2 separate regions of the Homo sapiens genome follow, and region 1 is linked to region 2. The links are chromatin contacts, found by Hi-C or POLR2A ChIA-PET in ENCODE. All regions are on one chromosome and are shown on one strand. Each heading gives the region's core, a stretch centred on a gene start or an enhancer-like site at or near the end of the contact. The rest is flanking DNA. Distances are from core to core; before and after follow the strand shown. Region 1 has its middle 120 kb from the start of MIR3125. Region 2 overlaps MIR3681HG (MIR3681 host gene).

Region 1 (7,059 bases), core at 2,095-4,594, 560 kb after region 2:
CCCTTGGGTGGTTGATGGGACCCAGCGCCGTGGAGCAGGGAGCAGCGCTCGTCGGGGAGGCTTGGCCCCGTGGGAACACACCGCGGGGGGCTCGGGCATGGCGGGCTGCAGGTCCAGAGCCCTGCCCGAGGAGAGGTGGCTGAGGCCCAGCAAGAATTCGAGCGGCATTGGTGGGCCGGTAGTGCTGGGGGACCCGGTGCACCCTCCACAGCTGCTGGCCCAGGTGCTAAACCCCTCACTGCCTGGGCTGGCGGCACTGGCCGGCCACTCTGAGTGCGGGGCCTGCTGAGCCGCGCCAACCCAGAACTCGTGCTGGCCTGCCAGCACTGTGCGCAGCCCTGGTTCCTGCCCACCCCTCTCCCTCCACACCTCCCCGCAAGCAGAGGGAGCTGGCTGTGGCCTCGGCCAGCCCAGAGAGGGGCTCCCACAGTGCAGAGGCAGGCTGAAGGGCTCCTCAAGCCCGGCCAGAGTGGGCGCCGAGGCCGAGGAGGCACGGAGAGCGAGTGAGGGCTGCCGGCATGCTGTCACCTCTCAATATGAAGACTAAAGATAGAATAAAGAGAGCAGGCAAGGCAGGGAGAGGCTCTGGAGAAGGAAGAGAGAGAATCACCATTCAGCCCCCACTATGGAAAATTTGTGGCACCACAGCAAAGTCTAAGGAAGATTTCAATTTGTTATTGGCTGGGCCAACATAAACCCTCTGCTGGCTCGATGCAATCTCTAGTAAATTATATATTGCTCATGAGTGCTTTTGTGTGAATGGATTATTTTAGGGGAAAGCAACTAACTGAAGGAAACTGGAAAAGACAGTTATTTTTTTCTCTTTTGAGAAAGTAGTAAGACACATTTTTAAATGAGAGGAAACAAGAGATTACAGGGTTTAATGCTTCCCAAGCAAAGAAAACTCTATGGGTTTCTTTATAAGGAGAAAGAAATAAGAAAAAGAGATAAAACAAAAGAGAAAAACTATATATGTGCACATTAATCATCATCACATTTGTTCTCCTTAAGATCAGTTTTTTAATAAGCTATCTGTACTGGTAGATTACATAGGGAAAGAAAAATCCGCATGCAAAATCAGTGAGAAATGATGAAAGAACATTGACCATCACACTGGCCTGAAACGTAAGATCCTCTCCTTTGGTGCTGGACTAACTGTGAAGGAGTTGGTTACTAAAAGAAAGAAAAATTCTAATGGATATTGTTGTGAAAAGCAAAGTTATATTAAGATACTCTGATGATATAACAATGAAGCCTTAGTGAGAATCCTGTGAGTTCCTGGATATAGGGCTAATCGTCCCATTTTTTACCCACTGTAATCCATTTTTACTGATGGGTTCATTTTTATTCTCTTGCTAAATTGCTTGATGAATATTTTAAATATCCTGCCTGGGTATCTTGGTTTTAAAGCTTATTTTATGTCAAGGTACAATTTCTCAAGTTACTTGGGATTTGGGCCCCTTCTTACTTTCCCTTGTCACATCTTTTTTAGCCCCAAGGGTTTTGACATTAAAGTGACATCTAACACTCAGCAAATTAGGGTTGTCTAGTTTCACTATTAATGTTGCCTACCTCTTATGCTTCTCAAGATAACACACACACACACACACACACACACACACACATTCATGAATCAGATAATAAAGGATGCAAGTAGAGACAAGGCTCACCATTTGACCCCTACTTCTTTGAAGTAGTTAGAACATTTTACTTGCAAGTGACAGAAACCCAGTTCAAGCTGCCAAACCAAAACCAAACTGAAAAAAAAAAAAATAGACTTTTGAACTACCAAGGTAGGCAAGACTGCATACAGATCAGGTTCTTCCCTGTGGCAACGCCATCTCCATAGGGGCTATTTGGAAACACATGAGGGTGCTTTATCACAACTGGGTGGGGGGTGGCGTTCAGGGCATCTGCCAAGGATGTGCAGGTGGGGCAGTGGGCAAAACATCCCACCCAAGGAGGATTTTTAAAAAATTTACCCAGAATGACAGTAGCTCTCCCTTTGAGAAATCTGAAGCAGGTGATGAAAGCATTTCACCAAGAATCTCTCTTGGTTCTGCTTTGCTTATGTGATGATGGCTGTATTCTCAGGTGGGGTTACTGCAGGTATTGGCAAAATAGCCACCTACAGCCTCAGGCTACCCTTTTAGCGATGTCCACAGAGCAACAGTTCTTCCTTCCCATTTGCTTTAGTAGGGAATCCTGATTCCATTGAGTAGGATTGGTCCTACTTGAGTAATTTATAAACCTGGAGAGTGGAGGGATTCAGTGCTGTGGCTGGCCGGACTTGGGACACACATCTTTCTGTAGAGACCGGGGGTAGGGGTCAGGCTAACCCAACACACAAGCCTGAGAGGGATGGAAGAAGTTCCCAGAGAGATGAAGGGATGTTAGCAGAGAGGGGAACAGACAGCAGATGGGCAAATACAAAACATGTCCATTGTCTGTATGGTCTAATTTCCTGAACATCTCTTCAGTCACCCCACATTTCAGGATTCCCTAATATACCAGACCCATATACCTCAAGTTTTTGTACTAGATTGTTCTCTTGTCCTCAGATGCCTTTCCTCATCTCTTTTTGTTTGTCAAACTTCTACTTATGCCTCAGGACTGAAATATCACCTCTTCTGTGGAGCTTCCTTTTTAGCTGTCCCTACTAAACTCGTACCTCCCTCCTCTGTGCACGCATAGCATTTTGTCCATGAAAAGAAGGAATTGAATTAATTAGCAAGGATAAGGAGCTGAACAATCCACATCCTTTTTGGAAATGGAAAGCAGATGATGCTGTATTAGATAAGATCAAACAACATCAAATAAACAAATGTTTATTGAGTGTGTACCATGCACAAGGCTTTCCAAGCAGAACCTTGCTGATTGTGTGTGTGTGTGTGTGTGTGTGTGCACGTGTGCTTGCAGATGCTTAGAATCACAGGCTTTTATGATCTGGGTTTCTTAAACCTTATCTGGTTCAACCACTTCCTTATTCAGATCAGGTAACTGAGGCTGAAGTGGGTTTCTTTCTAGCTCTAAAAAGTATATGATCTGAGTCACTAAAAGGAAGGAAAGGTTGGCCCAATTCTAGGCCAAAAAACCACAGCTATGTAGCTTAAACTTCCTGTTTTAAATGCCATGCCAGGATAAAATTCTTGTCTACAGGGTAACAACCACTCCAGAGAGAGAATCAAAATTAACACCAACCTCTTTCTTTCCCCTGCCTCTTTCTCTCTCTCAATTTCTCTCTCTTTCTCTCTCGCTTCTCTTTCTCCCTTTATTTCTCTGTTGCCTCTCTTAAGGAGACATAGGAAACTAAGAGGACTGAGTGGCAGGGCCAAGGCATTGGGAGCACGATTCATACTTTTTTTTCTATCTTGCTGATGTGTTTATAGAAGTACACTATTTATGACTCAGTACATAGTGAAGAGACATAACAAATTTTTCTGGGAATTCAAAATATGCAAACAGAATATGTATCAAATGCATGAGAATTATGGGGACATATGTTTTAAAACAAAGGGATAAAGGTGCCTACTCTTTGTGACAAAGTCCCTTCCATGTTTATGACAATGTCTGCATAGCCATTCTCTTTTGAAGAAGCCAGAATTGGCTAGAAATAGAATTGCATGAACCCTGTCATATTCAAAATGGAAAGTAGATATTTATTTGCATTCCTGCCAGGGATACTCAGGCACAAACATATAGAAATATTTCCATAAAATATGGTTTAAAAAAAATGCCAAGGCCCATCCTTCCCACTGCCATTGCCCCTGTTGCCTGCAATCCCAACTCTGCATTCGGGCTCTCTCCAGGTTTTGCCCCACTAATCACTCTTCCACCTGCTTCCTGGTGCCTTTAGATCTTTTTTTCAACATATTATACCCAGGTTCAAAAATGGCCTTATAAAACGTCATCCTGCCTCCCCAGCCTAGCATCAGGGCCTTCTTCCTTGACTCAGACCATCCATAAACTGTTCAAGCATGTTTGATGTATATGTAGCATGTGTCTGGCACTGCTCCAGGGATCAGGTCACTAAACTGAACAAGAATGGGCATATATTCCAGTGGAAGTACCTAACAATAAACAAGTAAATAGGCAAGTGAAGAAAATGAAATTAGGTAATGTGATAAGAAGTGGCCAGGGGCAGTGTAACAACCTGAGGATATCTGGCAAAGGTCACTCTCAGGAAGTGATATTGAGACCTGACTAATAGAAAGGAGGTAATTTCTGGGGACATCTGAGGATGATCTCTCCAAGCAGAAGGAGAAGCAAAGACAAATTTCCAGAGTTGTGGAAGAATTAAATATGTTTGAAGAATAAAAATGTAAAACAAGGTGATATGGTGGAGGGCAGTTAGTAAGCTAAAGAGGTGAGCAAGAAGTCTAATCATGACATGTCTTAAAACCACAGAAAAAGGAAGTGTTGGTTTTATTGGAGGACCATAGAAAGTTATGATCCACTTTTCAATCTGGGAGGAACATGATTGCCATTTTTAAAGAGTTTACTTTGGCCTTTCTGTGGACAATAAACTGAACGATATCCTCACCCTCATATATTCACACCATGGTGTAATCCTCTCTCCTTGAGAGTTGACTGGACCTACTGACTCACTTCTAATTAACTGAAAACAGCAAATAAATGAGATATCTCTTCTGATATTAGGTTGTGAAAAGACTTTGGCTTTCATCTCTCTCTTTCTCTTATTCTCTCTTTTCCTCTCCTGGTCCTTCTCTTCCTTTGCTCTGTCATACATGCACATATGGCAGGTTTCATGTTGTGAGCTGCCCTATGGAAAGGCTTACCTAACAAAGAAAAAAATGTCCCTTCCTAACAGCAGTCTACAATCACTGCCCACAGCCATGTGAGTGAGCCTGGAAGTTTTATTAGTTGGCTGGGGCTGCCATAACAAAATACCACACACTGAATAGCTTAAACAACAGAAATTTATTTTCTCTGGAGACTAGAAATCCAAGGTCAAGGTGTTGCCAGGGTTGGTTTCTCCTGGGGCCTCTCTCCTTGGCTTACAGACATCTGCTTCTTACTATGTTCTCACATGGCCTTTCCTCAGTGCATGTGAGCCTCTCCTGTCTTTCCCTCTTCTTATAAAGGCACCAGTCATAGTGAATTAGGACCCCACCCTGTGGCCTCATTTGACCTTAATTACCTCTTTAAATGCCCTATCTCTAAATACAGTAACATTCTGAAGTATTATAGGTTAGGGCTTTAACATATGCCTTTTGGGGACACAATTTGGCCCATATCAAAAGCAGATCCTCCCTTAATTGAGCCTGAAGATAACTACATTACAGTGACACTTCAGTTTCTAACCTTGTGAGAGACCCTGAGTCAGAGCTGCTCCACCAAGCCATGTCTAGTTACTACCCCATAGAAATATGTGAGATAGAAATTAGGTATTGTTTAAGCAGCTAAGTTTGGAGGTAATGTTTTACACAGAGGTAGATAACTAATAACAGATATTGGTATCAGGAGTGGGATGCACTTTAAAGATATCTAAATATGTGAAGTTGGCTTCAGAAACAGGCAGAAGGTAGAGACTGAAAGGATTTTGAAGAACATGTTACAGAAATCCTAAATTGCTTGCACTAACAGATTGTTAGTGCAAATATAGACTTTGAAGATGTTTCCAGTGAGGGTTCAAAAGGAAAAGAGGAACATGTTATTAAAAACTAGAGGAAAGGCAATCCTTGTTTCTTTGTTATGTAGTGGCAGAAAGCTTAGTAACACTGTCACCTGAAGTTATGTGGAAAGCAGATGTTTGTAATGAACTTTTTCATTTAGCTAATAAGCTTTCCAAACAAAGCGTTTAAGGTATTGCCTGTTTTTATTTTGCTATTTAAAGTAAAAGGTAAGAGGAGAGAGATAAATTGAGGAAACAACTATTAAACTTAAAGGAGCCAGGACTGGATGGTTTAAAAATTATTTAGCTTTTTCAGACACCAAAAGATGCCAAAATTAATACATGGCTTCCAAGCAAAGTTCAGAACCATAGCACTGCCAGGAAAATGTAATCTACAGGTAAGGCTGAAAGTGGGACTGTCAGGCTTATCATTAGGATGTCTGAAAGATCAAGTGTGGCACCTCAAAGTATCCATCACATAAAAATCCATTTGAAGAGATCAAGGTTGCACATCACAGAGCCTGTCAACTTGACACAGGGCAGGCGGGCTGCAAAATTGGGGCTTAGCCTGAGAGGGTTCTTGGCTTTGCCCAGGAAAGAATTCATGGGTGAGTTGGTGGTGTTAGATGGCAACTTTTATAGAAGCAGCTGTGCACAGCAGCAGTGGAGGTACTAATCCTAGCAGAGCAGGGCTACTGCATAGGTAGTATGCCTAGAGTAGCAGCTCAGAGGCAGTTCTGCAATCATATTTATACCCACTTTTAAGTATATGCAAATTAAGGGGCAGAGTATGCAGAAATTTCTAGTAAAAGGGTGGTAACTTCTGGGTCATTGGGTCATTGCCATGGAAAGGAGCAGTAACTTCCAGGTGTTGCCATGGCAATGGTAAACTGACATGGCACTGGTGGGCATGTCTTACAGAGAGCTGCTTTTGCCTCTTCCCTGTTTTAGCTAGTCCTCAATCTGGTCCAGTATCTGAGCCGTGCCTCCAGAGTTGAGTACCACCTCCTACCTCAAACTGAACTACAGGGTCTCTAGGAAGCCTAAGGGCATTGCGCCCCAGCCATCTCACCAACAGCCCAAGATAGGAAAAAAAATATGGATCTTAATAAGATTTGTGGGTGTGGCTTTTGTCTAATGAAGAAAATATCAATGATATTTGCAGGATGCCAATTGTTTTTGATAAAACAATATAAATACTGTCAGCTTGAACTGAAAGGATATTGCCAGTATAAAATCAAAAAGTGTTTCTTGGATTCCCCATTAGTTTTCTGGCAGGAAGCAGGCTGATAAAACTACTCTGTTTCAAATATGTGCTAACTTTGACAAAAAAGGAAGGGCGGCTGGGAACAGGGAGGTAAGAGTCCAGAGAATAGAGATGAAAGCCATAGATAATCATTCCCAGAGATTGAGACTTAATTAAC
Region 2 (6,358 bases), core at 2,252-4,751:
TTATTCAGGTGTCTACAGCTCAGTTTTAGTCTCAGGTCTTGTGTTTGCTGATAACATCCTAGATCATCCCTCTTCCTAGCTCAAAGAATTTTACAAGATGAACCCTTTTCTAATGGTAGCTTCGAGAAAATACTAATAAGCTAAGTGGCCAACTCCAGTTTTTCTCTTTAAGTAGAAACTGAAACCTTCCTTAGATTGTAGGAATGTTGTGGGGAAGAAAGAACTATGTGAGAAAAACAATGGGCTTTACATATTTGCTCAGCAATTATTTCTACTGCCTATGTGTACCAAGAATCTGGAGATATAATGAGCACTGTCTTCATGAAGATAATCAACTATTGGAAAATTCAGACATCAGTCAAATAGTCATACATAATAAGCATGTAATTACACACTGAGACAAGCACTAGGAAGGAGAAGTATCCAGTTTTATGAGACTGTGTAAGAAGGGGACCTGGCTTGGACTGGAGTCAAGTATGATGTCATTCAACTTGACTTGGGTCAAGGAGAAAAGGAGTGGATTGTGGAACAGTTACAGGAGGAGGGACAAGTGTGTGGTTGGTGCTATGGTGGGAGGAGAGGAGCACACCTGAGGAACTTCAAAGATGGCCATGCAGGCACTTTCCCCACCATTACCAGAGTGCAGATGGTGTGGGGGAGTGAATACTAGAGAGCGGGGTGAGTTGAGGCTGAAGGTATGGAGAACAGTCAGACAGCACGAGGTCATGTGCATCTTGTTGAGAACTTGATGTTGACCCTAAGAGCAATGGAAAGTTTAATCCCTTTACTTATTGGCTTTGTGACCTTATAAATAAATCATTAACACCTTAATGCTATGCTTTCACATTTGTTACATGAAGATGGTCATATTAAGCTCACAGGGGATGCAAATAAGAATTCTGAGAGACATAGCAAATGAAATAATGAAGACGATGATGATAATTGTATCTATAGTTAACCTTTACAGAGCATGTTTTGTGTTCTTGGCTCTATTATAAGCAGTTTATCAGCACATAGCTTTTCAAATGGAGCTTTACAAAGGTAAGGCATCTACTAATAGATAATGAAATAGTTTTGATGAAACTAATGAAATAGTTTTTTAAGGTGGGAGGATATTTTCTTTCAATAAACTCTCAGTCAGAAGTTCAAATTATAAGGAAAATAAAGAAAATACAAATAGAGATGTTTACGTCAGTGCTTAGGTCTGTCCAATAATACAGTGTCTTTGAGTTTCAGAATCCTTTTCTCCTTTCTATGGGGCCATTAATTACAACTTGAGGACCACTGGACTAGACAGTGATAATTCTCTTTCTTAAGTTCCAAAGGGAAAAAGGAAATTTCTCTCAATCTAATATGAAGAAAGGATTCAACTTAGAGTATTGGTACATTAAATAGAAAGACCACCAATCTTGGGAAAGTTAGTGAGATTCTCTATGTTTCAGATTTTATCCAACTCATAGGATTATTTTAAGGTGAAAATTAGGTACTAATTAGACATGCATAAATCATAGAAGTTTCTGAGCACATAGAGAGTAATCATTAACTCTTAGATCTTATTATTAGTTGTTGTTTCTGAATCAGACATCAGTTGTATGTCAGTGCTTGCAGCCTACACTGCATTATTTGGAAGTTTTTCACAAAGTGTCAAGAGTCTCATCAGCCCCCACCAGCCTCATGGTTTTCTTGAAGGATGGTCTCTGTATTTCTTAATCTAGCAATTCACCACCACATATGTGCTCGTATTCTCTTTATCTTTGCAGTTAACATAAATATGCAAACTTCCATGGCAAAAACCATTAGACACTTTCCATTTAAATAGTAGTTTCACTATTCCAGCATATTTTCCCAGCTAGAACAGTGTGCGATCTGCTTTTAAGTCCTGATCATCCACTTCTATGGACTCTAGAGTGATGTTTTTGTTGGACCTATTTTTATATAATAATTAAAACCAGACTGTCCTTAATTTATTCATTTCCTTTTACTGAATTACAAATTAGGTCAAATAAAGGACTAGGCCTCTGGAGGGTTAAAAATAATACAAATCCTAGTTTTTGAGGACTCAGGGTCTATTAGAAAAAATAAGATATGTGCATAGATGAGCATAATCTAAGGCAGAAAGTGATTGTTATCATAAAAGGGTTTCAAATAAGTTCCCTTGAAGAGTCAAAGAGAAGGCTGAGGGAATGCTTTGCAGAAAAAAATGGCAACTGCAGTATATGATGAATGGTATTCCTAGTTAAGGAAACAGGGAGAAAATGTACAGAAACTAGAGTGAGAATGGTTTGATGGAAATGGGGTATGAAAATCGGTGGTGGGAAATGAGGCTGACTGGCACGATTGAGGACACATATGGAAGAGTCTTGGTGGTAAGTCAAGAAATGGAGATTTGCTAGGCAAAAGGAAGGCTAGAGTAGTTTTGAGTAGGAGGTCACCGTAATCATAACTATACTTAAGTAAAGAATAATCTGTTAGTGACTTTGAGGGTGAGCAGTGTCTAGAGCACATGGTGTCGGGGAGATGGCATCCCTGACAAATGAACTATAGTGCTCATTTCCTTTTTTTTTGCCCCAGTGGTCCCCATGGCAGCAATGCCAACTTGCAGACCCATCTTCCACATTGCTGATTTTTTAAGCACAGACATGATCCTGTGTCTGTCCCACTCGAAAACATTCAATGGCTCCCTGTTTCCTATTGGATAAAATCATATCTCAGAAGCAAACATCCTAACATCTGCTATAATCAGATGTTCTGCTCTTGCTCCTGAAGAAGCTATATTGCTCAGTGATACAGTGCCCATGGTTCAGCTGAAAGCCCTGAGGGTGATGAAGAGTGAGCTAGGGTAGTGATAATGGAGATGGGGAGGAGGGATGTCTTAGTCTGTTTTGTGTTCTTGTAAAGGAATATCTGATGCTGGGTAGTTTATAACAAAAAGAGGTTTATTTGGCTCACAGTTCTGCAGACTACAAGAAGCATGGCACCAGCATCTGCATCTGATGAGGGCCACAGGCTGTTTCCACTCATGGTGGAAGAAGGGGAACTAGTATGTACAGACATCACAAAGCAAGAGAAGAGGTGAGACAGAGAGAGAGAGAGAGCAAGAGAGAAAGAGACAGGGGAGGTTCTACGTTTTGTTTTGTTTTTTTTTTTTTTTTTCCCAACCAGCTCTTGTAGGAATGAATAGAGCAAGCACTTACTCATGACTCTTACCAGGAAGGGCATTAATCTATTAATGAGGGATCCACTCCCATGATCCAAACACCTCCTATTAGGCCTCCTCTAACACTGGGGATCAAGTTTCAACCTGAGAATTGTAGGGGGTCAAACATCCAAACTATGGCAAGGAGATGCAAGAGATAATGCAGATGTTTAATCAATAGATGTTTGCAACTGGTTATCAACAGTAAAGAAGTGGGAATGATCAGAGGCTGCTGTGATATTACCTACCTGGATGGCTGGAAGGTTCTTATACAATTCCCAGGCAGGTTTGTGCCTGCCTCTTCCTGGAGCGCTGATTGCCAGGGTGTCACAATGGATGCCTTGAGCAGTTGCAGAAGAGTACTTGATGTTTATTTCATGTGTATGACTTCCTTTCGGTTTTCCTCCCCAATTTTTCCCTCAGTCCCCAGGCATGATCCTGAAATGATTCTTAGGTGTGCTGACTGCCGTCTCTTTCTTACTAAAACACTCAACATTCTTTCAGTCCTCCATGACAATGTTTACAAAATTTAAAACATTCTTTGAGCATTGACTATTTGCCAAACATTGTTCTGGGTGCTAAAAACAGAGCAGTGAGTAAGTATGATATGTTTCTGCTTTCTTGGAGCATGCATTCTGGTGAGGAATAATATTCCTCCTCAATGTTCCTTCCTCTCTCTCCATACCTCTTCAGCATTTGTTTAATTCTCCTTCGTTTCTTGTTTTGCCTCAGTGGTTTCCTTGGCACCAGTGCCAACTTGCAGACCCATCTTCTACATTGCTGTTTCCTAAATATAGAGATGGTCATGTGCCTGTCCCACTGAAAAACCTTCAATGGCTCCCTATGTCCTATTGGATAAAATTATACCTCAGAAAAGATATTCTAACATTTGTTATAATCAGATGGCCTGCTCTTGCTTCTGGAGAAGCTATATTGCTCAGGGATCAAGGGGGAAACAATAGGTTCAAATTTTTAAACAAAGAAGATTTAATTCATAGAATTCCAGAACTTTGAAAGGTCAGTAGTTCAGTATGTTTCCCATTCATTACCGCTTGTTTATATTCACACACACAAAAGCTTTGCCACTGTGGAGATGCCAGTGGAGTTGTGGAGCTGGGGGTGGAGGAAGGTTTTAAAGTTTCCTCTGGATGGGAAATAATGAAACTTTCCAACTTTACTTATGCATGAATGAAGGTGGTTTAATGGGCCAAGTGCCGGCTTTGGAGTTACAAAGGCTTGGGTTTAAATCCAGCTGTAGGACTTCTGCAAGTCCCTGACTCGCTGTGAACTTTAGCTCCTCAATTGTCATATGAGGGTGACTCGGCCTATTTTACAGTATTAGGAGGCAGACAGCTCAGATGCCGGCCTTGCTGAGGTCAGGCAGGGCTAGGTTGCCGTAGTTGAATGGCAGAATTATCACCCACATCTGGATGGAAGAACATGTAGAGGTTTTCCAAAAAGAGGGGATTGAGAGAGTAGGCCAGCAATGCCAAACAGTGGGCATTCGTTCTGGGGTGAAAGAGAGAAGATGAAGCCATGGCTGAGAATACAGGAGGTAGTTCGCTAACAGAATTGATGCTCCCAGCCTCCCACGGGGAGTGGGAGAGCTTGAGTAACGCCCAACATCACAGGCAATCTCTTCACAGCTACAATCCCTTAATTCATTTCCTCCCCTAGAGCATATATTTGGATCCCTACTATGTGCTAGGTGCCTGGATGTAAGACGCCTGGCCTCACAGTGGATGGACATCTAGGGGTGTGAGTGGCTGAGCAGAGTGCCCAATAAAAGGGTGGGAGGAGACAGGCCAGAGAGGTATGACCAGGTCATAGAGGTCCCCATGGACTTAGAAAGGACTTTGTTTTTTATTCCAAGTGGAATAGGAATTCTAACAGCAGGGTATGAATGAAGGACACAAGAGTGAAAACTCGGATCATCCAACCTTTGACTTATCCAAGCTATGACATAGATGTTAAATAAACAAAAACACCCAAAATAGATAAATGAAGAAGGGATAGCATGTGCCTGTGCATGCACACTTCCTGGGCCTGTCATGTATCGAAGAGGGTAAGACTTTCTGCCTAAGGAACTGGATATGGTTATATGTGAGCAGAGCATGAAGGCCTGCACTGACCACGCTTCCCAGGCTTCCACGTCTATGGAGATGCATAGGTCTAGAGTAGGCTGAATACTCGAGGGTAAGCTTCCAAGGGCACAGGTGTGATTACAGTCATCAAGACACCACCGCCCCAATGAGTAGCTATCATGTATTGATACCTGATGGAGATTTGTGAGATGAATGATGCCACCAGAACGCAAACTCTGACAACCAAGCCAAAAGCGATGGATCTGTTTAACAAAATGGTTAAATTAACCAGTGACAGCAGGGCTGTCTTATATAGTCTGGCAGGAAGTTCTCTGCACAACTCCAAGGGAAGCTGTGCATATAAACAACCCACACAGCACATCACAGGCCTGAGAGTTGGAGGAGTGCACTAAGTTCCGGTGGGTGTGGGCTGTGTCTGGACCTGTGAGCTTTTCATGGGGGACTGCCAAGGTCAAGTGGCATGGCTGCTGCCCTCTTTTCCATATGTGTGAGGCTTGGGACAGCATGCCTGTGTTTTATTCATGCCCTGTCACAGACATGGCATCCTAGTGGATGAAATGCTGGGACCCCGGTTCTAAAACTTTTTGACTATAAGATTGTTAATTATCCTATGGATAATAGAACCAAGGTGTTCTCCCTTCTCCATCCTCTTAGCCAACTCCTTTCACCCATTCAGACACAATTAAGACCCCATGTCTTTTGAAAGGCCTTTGGACACATATCCCTTCTCAAAGCACTGAGACATGCTGGTTACCTCTGCCGTAGCTCCTACTGTCTCAGTCATTTCTGCTCCCTGAGGCCAGGGGCTGTACTTATTTATTTATATTCCCAAGGCCTGCACCTAATAGATGCTCACCTAATAGACGTGCTGGATTACCTCTGTCATAGCTCCTACTGTCTGTCATTTCTGCTCCCTGAGGCCAGGGGCTGTATTTATTTATTTATTTATTTATTTATTTATATTCCCAGAGACTGCACCTAATAGACGCTCAGTCAACTTTTATCAAAGGAGAGAAAAGTTTTGTATCTTAGGTTCTAATTATGAGTTGAATATATA

The links. Hi-C counts contacts between places; a loop is a spot of excess contacts on that map. ChIA-PET counts read pairs that join two places held with the same protein, here RNA polymerase II (POLR2A). Pooled maps may share reads with other maps.
Region 1: a loop to region 2 is called in a map of naive thymus-derived CD4-positive, alpha-beta T cell, with 2.5 times the contacts of the local background. The contact joins two enhancer-like sites. A Hi-C loop is called at or near these places in 1 of 168 maps with a recorded cell type or tissue (naive thymus-derived CD4-positive, alpha-beta T cell) and 6 of 50 pooled maps. POLR2A ChIA-PET finds 5 or more read pairs at or near these places in 1 of 52 experiments (CD4-positive, alpha-beta T cell).

Annotation. Positions count from the first base shown.
Region 1 is chr2:12,854,092-12,861,150 of GRCh38, forward strand. No RefSeq gene overlaps it. Among named protein-coding and RNA genes, the nearest start is that of MIR3125, 120 kb to the left of the region's middle. RefSeq lists a cis regulatory region at 2,914-3,077. Within about 2 kb of position 3,345, at least 6 of the 41 ENCODE cell types and tissues checked have a DNase peak (open chromatin) inside an H3K27ac peak, as active enhancers do.
Region 2 is chr2:12,296,675-12,303,032 of GRCh38, forward strand. All of the region lies in intron 3 of MIR3681HG (MIR3681 host gene), which reads left to right. Among named protein-coding and RNA genes, the nearest start is that of MIR3681, 100 kb to the left of the region's middle. Within about 2 kb of position 3,502, at least 2 of the 41 ENCODE cell types and tissues checked have a DNase peak (open chromatin) inside an H3K27ac peak, as active enhancers do.